Linked DNA regions of Mus musculus: region 1 is linked to region 2. The links are chromatin contacts, found by Hi-C or POLR2A ChIA-PET in ENCODE. All regions are on one chromosome and are shown on one strand. Each heading gives the region's core, a stretch centred on a gene start or an enhancer-like site at or near the end of the contact. The rest is flanking DNA. Distances are from core to core; before and after follow the strand shown.

The links. A loop is a pair of places that touch in the nucleus more often than their neighbours do. ChIA-PET counts read pairs that join two places held with the same protein, here RNA polymerase II (POLR2A).
Region 1: a map of T-helper 2 cell shows a loop between it and region 2 (3-fold over the local background). The contact joins the promoter of Notch1 here to the promoter of Edf1 in region 2. A Hi-C loop is called at or near these places in 1 of 37 maps with a recorded cell type or tissue (T-helper 2 cell). POLR2A ChIA-PET finds 5 or more read pairs at or near these places in 1 of 5 experiments (Patski).

The regions. Positions count from the first base shown.
Region 1 is chr2:26,500,556-26,506,325 of GRCm38, forward strand. It overlaps Notch1 (notch 1), which reads right to left and starts at 3,267. Exons shown (of 34, transcript NM_008714.3): 1 at 2,943-3,267; 2 at 1,326-1,404. The coding sequence starts at 3,003. Gm35978 (predicted gene, 35978) reads left to right here and starts at 3,372. Exons shown (of 2, transcript NR_132655.1): 1 at 3,372-4,274; 2 at 4,609-4,792.
Region 2 is chr2:25,555,147-25,560,938 of GRCm38, forward strand. Edf1 (endothelial differentiation-related factor 1) reads left to right here and starts at 2,701. Exons shown (of 5, transcript NM_021519.2): 1 at 2,701-2,883; 2 at 5,005-5,056; 3 at 5,394-5,554. The coding sequence starts at 2,806. Gm35476 (a long non-coding RNA gene) reads right to left here and starts at 2,382. Exons shown (of 4, transcript XR_866044.3): 1 at 2,309-2,382.

The DNA.
Region 1 (5,770 bases), core at 2,017-4,516, 950 kb after region 2:
AGCAGAAGAAACCTTTCAGCCCGCCCTGCCAGTGAGGCAGGCAGACCAAGGAGCACAGAGGCGAGGAAGGGGGTTGTACATTCTGGGAAGCCACGCATAATTAATCACACAGCATTAATCGCCTCCCAACAATAGCTGCTGCCCTTCTACTGAATCCCAGCTGTCGGCCTCTGAATGGAAGGAAATAAGATTTAGGGCATCAAGCGTCCGTGAGGCTTCTGCAAGGGGGAGAAAAGGCCCCCCCCAAAAAAAGCAAAAAAAAAAAAAAAGTAGTGTGCATTCATTAGTGTCTGACAGAGGCACAATCGGCTTTGTCCAATAAACTGCTCACAGACCTGCTTAATTGGCTTCAGTACAGGGCGGGCCAGCCAGGGAGGTGGGGCTGCAGCCCACAGGCTGGGTACTGGAGGCAGCAGCACCCGTTGTCAAGGGGATGAGCCATTCAGCAGTTGGAATGAGGGCGTGCCATGTAGGCTGGAGCCTTCTCTGTCTCCAGCCTCCAGGGGAGGCCTTAGCCTCCAGCACCTTGCTAGTCTCATCAGGGAGGAACTCAAGTTGAAGGGCGCTAGCCCTAGCGCCAAGCAGAGACTTCCCCCAGCTGCCTAGTCCTTGAGAGCAACCTGGCCGGGATCCTTCCCAAAAGGAGTTCCCAACATGGAGCAGACCTTCCCATCCCCAAGTCATACCCATTTCACAGTTGGTGACCTGAGGACAAGGGCCCGTGGCACAGAGTCCAGAGGTGGGTCTTGTCTTAAAATAGGCACTTTTCACTGGGCAGAGGCAGGCAGATTCCTGAGTTCAAGGTCTATATAGTGAGTTTGAGGACAGCCAGAGCTACATAGTGAGATCCTGATACAAAAAAACAAACAAACAAAAAAAAACAAAAAGCACCACCAACAAAACCAGAACACAAACCAACAACACGGGTCAATTTCCTTCCTAGTGCACTCCTGCTCAGGAAGAGGGATCCCAGGTGACAGGGGGTGGGGGTCTCAGACTCTCTCGGTAAGTGTCCCAGAACGAATGCTCATCATCCAAAACAACTGTTTCTCAAGCATTTTAAATAAGAACTAGGGCACCAAGAATTCCCAGGAGCCTGAGGGCCCACGAAGGAGTGTGCCAACCTCCAGGGGCCAGAGTAGCTCCACACGCGGCATAATTGCTGGTGATTAAGTAATTGCCAGACTTTGTCCAATAAAAGTCAGCACGTGACTGCACTCAGCCTCGGGGCTGTCTTCCGAAGACAATAGCCCAGTGTTCTGTCCCCAGAAGGCAGGGGCTCTGCTCTGACAAAAGCAACAGGTCCCCTCAGGGGCGGTACTCACACACAGGCTTCAGTGCCGTTGGCCACTTCGCACCTCCCTCCATTCAGGCAGGTCCCACTTGGCTGGGAGCATCTCAAGCCTGGGGGAAGGTCAGAAGAGAGAGGTCAGGCTTGGTTCTGGGCACCTAACTCCTTATAGTCCTGATGGTGGACGGAGATTAAAGCCATGGTGCCTATGCACTAGAGTTATTGGCAGTCCTGAGGGGGTGCGGGACGCGGTGGGGGGGGCGGCTTACGAATCAATGTTCTGCTCACAGTATTGTAGTCAAAAACTAGTGGGGAAAGGATAGGCTGGCTAGGTGGCAGGTGTACCGCCCCACTCATAGTGAGGCGAAGTGGACGGCAACAGAAAGACTTAGCAAATTCTCCCAAACTTCTAACCACACAGCCAAAGTGGGAGGGGATTAAGGTGCCCAGCAAAGCCCCCCGACAAGCCTCCACCCTTGCCTCAGTTCAAACACAAGATACGAGGGGACCGCAGGAGGGAGGGGGTGGCCACACTCAGCTCCCCGGATCGTGGGAAAAAGCGACAGCTGCGGAGCCCGCCACCCCGCCCTCCAACAAAGCGCCGGCCCGGGAATCAGAGCGGCCCATTGTCGCGCCAGGGCCGCCTCCTGGGGCAGCGGGGCCGCACCCGGAGACCTGCCCCGCCTACTCCGACACCCAATACCTGTTCGCAGGCATCTCCAGGGGCAGCCCCCGCCGCACCCAGGGAGGGGGTCTTAGAAACCCCACTTAGAAGGAATTCCACCCCGTTCTCGGGAAGGGGCTATTATTAATCAAGCCCCTCCCACGCCATCTTAAAGAGCTCTAAAAATTAAGCCTCGATGTAGGGCTGAGCTCGAGCGTCACATAAAACCCCACTTTTAAGGAAAGGGCAGGCAGTTCTCTCCTTCGATTACTGGGAGAAGAGTGCAGTTGGTTACTACAACAGGAGTACCCCGTTCTGTGAAGCCGGAAGGGAAATAAGGGCTCCCCTCTCCGGCTCCCGTTCCAATCAGCACAGGATTTTCAAACTTCCGAAATGAGTCAGTCCCACGCCCACCCTAGGCAGCAAGCCGCCTGCACATCGCCCCTCTTCGAAAGTTTGATTCCGGCTAGGGGACAGCGATCCCAAAACCCCATACTAGGAGTCCAGGGCACATCGTCTCTGCCCCGCTCTAAGTAAGCAACGAGAGTATAGCGCCCCTGACCTCACACTGCACCCCAACATCCGCCCTAGCACGGGCCGGAGGCAAAGAAGAATGAAAATAAATGGTCCCAAGAAGCAACAGGAAACCAAAACCGATTCGATTCAAATCGAAAAGTAGAGGCGCAAGCAGCATGTCCGCCCCCGCGGCGAGCCCCAGGAGCGTCTACCCAAGTGCGAGCCAGGGTTGGGCCTCCGGGGCCCCATACCACACTTCCAGCGTCTTTGGGCGCTATGAGAAAAGTGGGTACCCCTGGAAAGAGAAGGGTCCTCCTCACACGCCAGGACACCAGGTCCCACGGTCCCGTCCACCCGCTCTGGCTCTCAACTCTGGCAGCTGGTCCCTTACTCCTATCTACCCAAAGCGTGCGCAGGGCGCAACAGAAGTTTCTGAAAGGCGCCCGAAGTTGCGGGCTCGCGGGAGCCTACCTCTTGCGGCGAGCGCGGGCAGCAGCGTTAGGCAGAGCAAGGGCGTCAGGAGCCGTGGCATGCCTGCTCGCCAGCTGCCCGCAGCCCGGGCGGCGGCCTCTTGGGGTGGCCGGCGGGGATCGGACGTTGACGCACACCACCGGCGGTCCCGCAGGCGTCCACCCTCTGATGCCCTCTTTCCTGGCGGGTGGGCGGCGCTGGGCTCTCAGCGGCGCTGGGCCCTACAAGGCACCCGGGCTCGTTCCTTCACTGCGCTCGCACCCGCGCCCAGCGCCCGCGCCCTGCGCCCCACGCCCCTGCGCTCCCTCCCGCGGCAGAGGCACTAGTGAGGCTCTGAGCGGGCGGGCGCTCCGCCCCTATGGGGGCCCGCCCCTGCCCCGCCCCATCCCAGCGGGCTCCGCCCCTGGTTCCTGCGAACCCTTACCCCCTTGTGGACCCTGTCCCTCCCAGCGCTTTGGTGGGTTCTGCGCCTGTCCGGGCTAGGGAGCGCGTCCCGAGCCAGGATCTAAGGATCTTATGGTTCGCAAGACAAGGAGGAATGGAGGGGTGTATGGAATGGGCATCTAGGAACTACTTCTTGTTCGAAAGTTTACAGAGACCAAAAGTTTGAGCTGGCGCTGCGGAAGGATCAGGCTTTGTGTGTAGCCGCCCTCTGCGACATTTGGCCAGAATTTGCATTTCAATAGTAGAGGAGGTACGGGTCTTGTGGGAAAGGAAAGCTGCACGGGGAACCAGCTCCATCCTGGAGTTAGGTCTAGGACCGTGGGCAGGAGCAGCTGAAGTCAAGTTTGGGGGGAATCCTGGGGCAGGAGTTTAAATGTGGCGCCCTGGCAGCGTTGCGCGTGTCCTGTCCCTAGGGCTCCACTCCTGGGAGCTGTTTGGTCTCGGCTATAGGCATCAGGAGGATTGAGGCCAGGCACTCTTAGCCATGACTTCCGGAACGCTTGACCTTAAACGATGATGGCGTCGCGCCCGCAGCCTCTGTAGAAGGGAGTTCGGGGCTCCCTAAGGGAACTCCCCAAGGACTAGTGCCTTGCTGGACAGATTGCGCTCTCGATTCCCAGCAGGAACCCGAGTCTAGACGTTCCACGGTCACCCTTCTCACTGGTCCCTGGCTGTGTCCGACTTAGGTGGCCTGGGAAAGTGCAGAGTTCCAGTACAATGACTGCTAGCGTCAACACAGCCTCTCATGCTTTATCTCCACCTTGATGTTTGGACATCCTGTGCTAAGCTGCTTAGCACTGGGCGTCCAAGATGCCTTCCTTATCCCTTTGCAGTTAAAGTTCAATGGAATCTGGAACGAACAACACCTCCCCATCCTAAAACACGGTGGTGAGTTCAACAAGGAATAAGGGCCCCAGATTATATTGTCCTAGGACCCTCCCATCTCCCTTGACACACCTGTTCCTGAAAGGCACTAAAGGGCCAGTGCCAACAGCTGTCCAGCCCCCATCTCCTGCTCCTCTCAGAAACTGGCCTCAAGCCTGGGGGTTAGCAGCATGGGGTCAGTACCCGAGAGAAAAAGCGCCCAATGCTACAGAAATATTTATATAAGAGATCTGCAGCTCCAGAGAGCAGTTCCATAGAAGGAACGCCTGACTGCAAGTGCCTCTTCTGAGATGGGTCCTGAAGGCCTCTAACTGCTTATGTGTCGACTATATTCCAGCTTTGTCAGCAGGCAGCCTGACTTGGATACAAAGAAGGCCTTATCCTTCTGGAGTCTGGAGACCTGCGCTGACCTGGCGACATCTGCCTACCTGCCATCCCGTCTGTCCATGGGTGTCTGTATCTCTTCCACTGTCTTTGTCTAGCAATGAGTATGGCTGCACAGCAGACCAGCTGAACACAAACACTTGTTGGCTCTTTTTATAAGTAGAGGCCAACCACACAGGCAGGAGAACTTAGCTGTGGAACCCTGGGACAGCTGAGCCAGAAAAATGGCCTGGGTGGGGGGCAGGGCTCAAGTTCTTGGCAAGTGGGTGTGAAGCTGTTTCACACAGTAGACAGGAGATATTGGTCCTTCTAGTCCTGTGTCTACCAGGAAAAGGGCTTGGAGGGTAAAAACAACCAGCCAACCAACAGAAACAACAGCAACAACAACACCACACACACACACAACACACACACACACACACACACACACACACCAAAACCAAAGCTGTCACTCTTCCTGCTAAATACTCACTCAGCCTCAGATGTTCTGTTGCTGATAGACCTGTAACATTGTAACCACCTGCATCTGCATCGCATCATGAATGCAGACCAGCATGGCCTGGTTGTCCTGGAGGGAGCAGGTCTGTATGCAGGTATGATGGGCAGCATAGAGTCCCAGGAGTACCAGGGGGGTTAGGCCTCCGGAGCCTGGGCTACAGGTGCCTCTCCCTCCTGCAGGATCTCACCTTGTGCCTTGTGGGACCCAGAAGTTAGGGTGCAGGTAGAATGAGACTACCCAGTTCTCAGGAGAGGCTCAGAGATGTCCCTAGGAGAGTAACTGTCAGTCAAGCCAGTTCAGGGCACATGGTATGCTTGGGTGGAGTGACAAAGAGGACAACACAGGGAAGGGGTGCAAGCATGAAGTGGTCCAGGGTGTGAGTGTTCTGTCCTGAGTGGGGTGCTGTCAGAACAGGCAGCTACAGGAACATTCCAGATCACCACCCTCGGAATCCCACTGCTTACAACGCTTGGACTTAGCGATCCAAGAAGTGTCCAACCTAAAGGGTGCTTCCTTCTGACCACTGTGTCCACCACAGCGTGTCTGTCTTCTGGTGGACCCCTGAGCTGGATCCCTGGACTCTGAATCATAGCTACTAACTGACTAGCTTACTTTG
Region 2 (5,792 bases), core at 1,451-3,950:
TGAAGACAGCAAGCAAAAACAGAGAGAGGCACACAGTTTATACGGCTTCATAAAACTTATATTTATATATATATTTATAATTTATATAAATATAAATTATATAAGTATATAGTATATAATTTATACTTATATGCTATGTATAGAATATATATTTATATGCATATAATTTATATAAATATAAAATTTTATATTATCACTTTTTTATTTTGAGACAGGATCTCACTGTGTATCTCTGGCTGACCTGGGACTCTGAGAGATCCACCTGCCTCTGCTTCCCAAGGGCAGAAATTAAAGGTGTGTGCCACCTTGTCCTCTGACTTACACACATACCATCCCTCCCCAAATTGAAAACAAATGCACATCAGGAGGAAAAAAAAAGTATTTCTGTAACTTACTGTTAAGATTTGTTTTAAGGGCTGGAGAGATGGCTCGGGGGTTAAGAGCACTGACTGCTCTTCCAGAGGTCCTGAGTTCAAATCCCAGCAACCACATGGAGGCTCACAACCATCTGTAACAAGATCTGGCGCCCTCTTCTGGAGTATCTGAAGACAGCTATAGTGTACTTACATAAAATAAATAAATAAATCTTAAAAAAAAAAAAGATTTATTTTAAAACTTTTTAGCCAGGAGTGGTGGTGCACACCTTTAATTCCAGCCCTCCAGAGGCAGAGGCAGGTGGCTCCCTGTGATCTTTTAGGCCAGCCTGGACTACATATCAAATTCAATCCAGCAAAAGTTACATACTGAGACCCTGTCTCAAAACAAAACAAAACAAAACAAAACAAAAACCCCACAGATTTTAAACCTTTTATTTTCTATTTATGGATACTTGGTCTGCATGTAAATCTATGCACAGCATGTGTTCCGTGTCTGTGGAGGCCAGAAGGCATCTGAGCCCCTGAGATGAATTATAGATGCCTGGGAGCCACCTTGTAGGTGCTGGGAATTAAACTCAAGTCTTCTGGAAGAGCAGTCGGTGCTTTTTACTGCAAAGCCATCACCCCATTTTTTAATTAAAAATAAAATTAAAGTGTGATTTTTTAAAAATTTTATTTTATTTTATTTTTTGGTATCCAGAGTGAAGGTGCATGCTTTTAATCCCACTAGTCAGGAGGTAGAAGCAGGCAGATCTTTATGAGTTCCAGACTAGCCAGTCCACACAGTGAGCCTTTAAACAAACAAACAAACAAACCAACCAAACCAAACCACCACCACCATGTATGTGTGGTGTGTGTGTGGAGTGTGTGTGGTGTGTATTCCATCTTGTTTTAAGTGTATGGGCATTTTGCCTTTACATGTCTGTACACCAACTGTGTGCCTAGTGCCCTCAGAGGCCAGAAGAGGGAATCAATGCCGCTGGAGTTAGAGTTACATCCTGCTGTTCTCAGGTTCTCTGCAAGAGCAGCAAATGCTCTTAGCCACTATGCCTCTATAATCATTTTGTTTTCCTCCCCAAGCAGGGTTCCATGTAGTCCTGGAAGGTCTCAAACTTGCTTTGTAGCTAAAGATAACCTTGACCTTCTGATCCTCATATCTCCACCTGGCAAATACGGGTGTTGCAGAAGTAATTTACATTATTATTATTATTAATTTAATGTATATGAGTACACGGTAGCTGTCTTCAGACACATCAGAAGAAGGCATAGTATTCAAATACAGATGTCAAGAACCACTATGTGGTTGCTGGGACCTCAGGATCTCTGGAAGAGCAGTTCCTGGAGAGAGAGCATCTCTCCAGGCTCCTTTTTTTGGTGTGTGTGTATTTTTGTATTTATAGGGTGTTTTTGTTTGTTTTTTGAGACAGTTTCTCTATGTAGCCTTGGCTGTCCCGGAGCTCGTTTGGTAGACTAGGCTGACCTCGTACCCAAAGATTCTTCTGCCTCGGCCTTCCGAATGCTGGGATTAAAGACCACCACCTCGAGGCTGAGTTGCTTATTTTTAAAGTAATTTTGTTTCTATGTATTCCAAAGAAGCCATCAATGGTTCACATGTTTCTGGCCCCACAAAATTTGCCAGCTGCTGTTTCTCTCCCAGAGAGCACCTCCAAAGGAACTTCGAAGTACTGGTATAATGCCAAGCTACAAGCACAAGAGAACCTGGATTCTATCCTGGGATCTCCTAAGGCGTGGCCTGGAAGACAGGTGTATACCCACTGGTGTGGGGGACGCTGGCCCAGGTTCTCCAGAAGTAAGGTGGTGGAGACCGGCTGGGATCAGTAGGATCCCACTTGTACGGCACCTGTGCTAGCATGGCGTGTGTGTAGGTCTCCAGGGCCCCCTTCTCCGTGCCTCACTCCCCTCGCAGATACCTGTGTTCCCTCTCCGCCCCAGCTCTCTTCCGGGTCCCCACTCTTTTTACTAAGGTTCTTCTCTCTTCTGCACTTTTTTTCTCGGGATCCTCCACTCTCTTCTTCGGTCCTCCCGTCTGCTCTCCATGTCCTCTCCGCTCTTCTCTCCTTTAGGGTCCCTCACTCTCCGCTCCCTTCGATCCCCACACAATTCCCACCCCTGGCGCTCCGCCCTGCGCAGCCACAGGGACACGGGACTGGAACCGTGGCGGCGATCAGGCGTCGCCCTCCACGCGCCGCCCGCGGGCAGCCCCCGCGGGTCCCTAGACTAGCCGGGTGCGGATTGGCCGCAGAGCTCGGGAAGTGCGGGCTCCTGGAACCACCGACCAATGGGAACCAGGGGCGGGACCGAGGCGCTGGCGCCGGAAGCGGGGAGGCGACGAAGGGACGTCGCGTCGCCGCGCCGGGTCTCGAGCAGCTGCCAGAGCCGCCGGACGGATCGCTGCCCCCGCCGCGCCATGGCCGAGAGTGACTGGGACACCGTGACGGTGCTGCGCAAGAAGGGCCCCACGGCCGCACAGGCCAAGTCTAAGCAGGTGCTCAGCCAGCGGGGGGCGGCGGGAAGCTGCCGGGCCGCACGGCGCTCTGCGGTCGCTGGGCCGAGCCGGGGAATCCGGCAGTGGGTGGGGACCCGAACGGATCTTTCGAGGGTGGAGACCTTGGGGGACAACAGGTACTCCTTGGAGATGGAGTACGGGAAAAGACTGGGGTAGAGGGCAGCTGACCTGCGCGAGGCTGGGGCAAAGGTCGGAGCAGGGGGATGGGAATGTGGCCTGGGCTCTGGACTGGGACAGGCCTGGGTGAGGACCTGGATGGAGATGAAAACAGGATTGAGAACAGGTGCAAGTGTGGGTCAGAGAACCTGGCTGGTCACTAAATGTGGGGTGGGCAACGTGGGCATTAGGCGCAGGAAACTTGGGAACCAGGGTAGGGGCAGTCCTGCTGAAGGTTTTGCCCTTACCTGGTATCAGCCTGTGCTGGCATCACTGGTGGCTTCCTGCCCATGATGCCCACCCAGGCGATGTCAGCCTATAAAGAGGGCTGTGTGAGACATTGGTCTGATGTCCTCTCCATAGGTGAACTCTGTGTCCCTGAGCCCTGGATGCTGTGGTTCCCTAAGTGGTACTGACCAGAGCTGGAGTTATTTGCCATAGTTGAAGCCAAGTCCACAGTCCTCTTTTCAGGAGAACTTGGAATCATCCTTAAGTGTGTAGAAAGTCTGAGCATATTACACAGAGACGCTCACATGCCACTCCTCTGAAGCAGGATGTTAATACTCAGTTACTGTGGCCCAGGCATCATCGTTAGTGGTCCTACTTCCCAGGGAGACTACTGAGACTACTGTGGGGTGTGTCATTTCTCATTAGGAACCGTACTGGCCGAAGAAGCCAGGGCAGCATTCCACACCTTTCTGCTTTATAGCAGAGTTTGGAAGAAAACTAGCTCTGTTTCCAATAAAGAACCTGGTCGCCTGTACTGTGTGTGCGCATGCACGTGCTCTGATATTGATTTCTGGGTCTAGTGTATCTAGCACTAAGAAGGCTTGAATCAGCCTTCTGAGGGCTAGGATCACAGTCCTGTGCCACCATACCCAGCTCACACCTGTCTTAGTGTAAAAGTGAGTTGGTTCTTTTAGCAGTAGTTCAATGCATGTTATCTAGATATGTGTGTACAGTGTACCCCTGTTTCTTTGGGGACACATTCTGAGGCTGCTCAGTAGATGCCTGAAACTGAGTTGTGCTGGATCCTGTATGTAGTGTGTGTTCTCCTACTCATATATACCCACCCATGAAGAAGTTTATAGATTAGGCACAGTAAGAAATAGTAATAAGGGTTGGAGAGTTGGCTCTGTGGTGAAGAATACTTGCTGTTCTTACAGACCCAAGGTCAGGTACCAGCATCAACATGGCAGTTCACACCTGCCAGTAACTCCAGGTCTGGTGGACCCCAACACCCGCTTCTGGCTCTATGGGCGCTGTATGCAGACAAATACTCATGTAAGCCAGTCATAAGTAATGGTTGAAAAGAACAGCTGTAACAGTACACTGTAATAGGAGTTGTGCCAGTGTGGTTTCCTGGGGTCCTATATGCACCCTTCTTTTAGGGATGGTGTGAAGTGATAGATTATCTCAATGATATTCTGAAGCCATGCGAATCACCAAGCCGTGATTATGTAGCATCAGGCTCCTCCATCATGATTTCTCGAACATGAAGTCTGTTTTGGTGCCTTGACAGTTATCTGGGATCCAAAAAGGTTGACAGATGGATGAGTAAGAGGCAGGTAGCATACACTGCTGAGACAGCACTGGACAGAGGACAGACACTGGACACTGTCTTAGGTGAGACAGTGGGTACAGTATGAAAGCGCATCACACTTTTCAGAAAATACACAAATTTTAAAATTATGAATTGTTTATTACCTGGAAATTCCCAGGTATGTGTCTGAACTAAAGATGACCATGTGTTTACCAAAAACATGGGAAGTAAAACCAGAGCCAGGCAGGGGACACTCTTATGGTGAGTTTGGTTGGCTTTACCTAGCATTGGGTGGCAGGCTTGTAGATTTAGCACCACATGATCTGTAAACAGCTGCTTAAATTGTGCTCCGTGCTCCCCCAAAGCTCATTTTGATTGAAAACTACTTTTTGGTTTTCTAGGCCATCTTAGCGGCTCAGCGACGAGGAGAAGATGTGGAGACATCCAAGAAATGTAGGTACTCAAGTTTCTACTTGCAAAGCAAGGGTGTGCTGGGAATTGCTAGTCTGATGATATGGTCTGGTGCCCTGGGGTGGTACCCTGAGGACCTGTCAGGAGCAGAGACTGGACAGCCAGGAAATATTCTTGACTTGTCGGCACAGCTCTGTGTGGCGTGAAGTCAGTGGGGACTGTTAACTTTCTTCCTACCACTCTGGGAAGATTCAGATTCAGGGCTCTGAGGTCTGGGAAGCCCACCGGACCTGGCCTGTCAGTCTGGTTTTTATTTGAAATCTTTCCCGTGTGCTGATTGCAAGCCGTCATTGCTCTGTTCTGCTCACATTGCCTCCAGGGGCTGCTGGCCAGAACAAGCAGCATTCCATTACTAAAAACACAGCCAAGCTCGACCGGGAGACCGAGGAGCTGCATCACGACAGGGTGACCCTGGAGGTGGGCAAAGTGATCCAGCGGGGCCGGCAGAGCAAAGGCCTGACCCAGAAGGACCTGGCCACGGTGAGGCTCTGGCAGCTGTGGTGCGGGCACAGGTGACAGGTGACTAGACAGGATAGGGAAGGTGGGCTCACTGCATGGTAGCTTTGGGACCTTACCCTAGCACTCCCCAAATCCTCTGGGAAAGCCAGGTCAGAGAAGCTCTCTCTTGCACAAGACCTGTCTGTATGGGGCTACCAAAGACCTCAAAGGTGGTTGCCTGTGGCACCTCCCCTGGCTTCTGCAGCACATCTCATTGAGT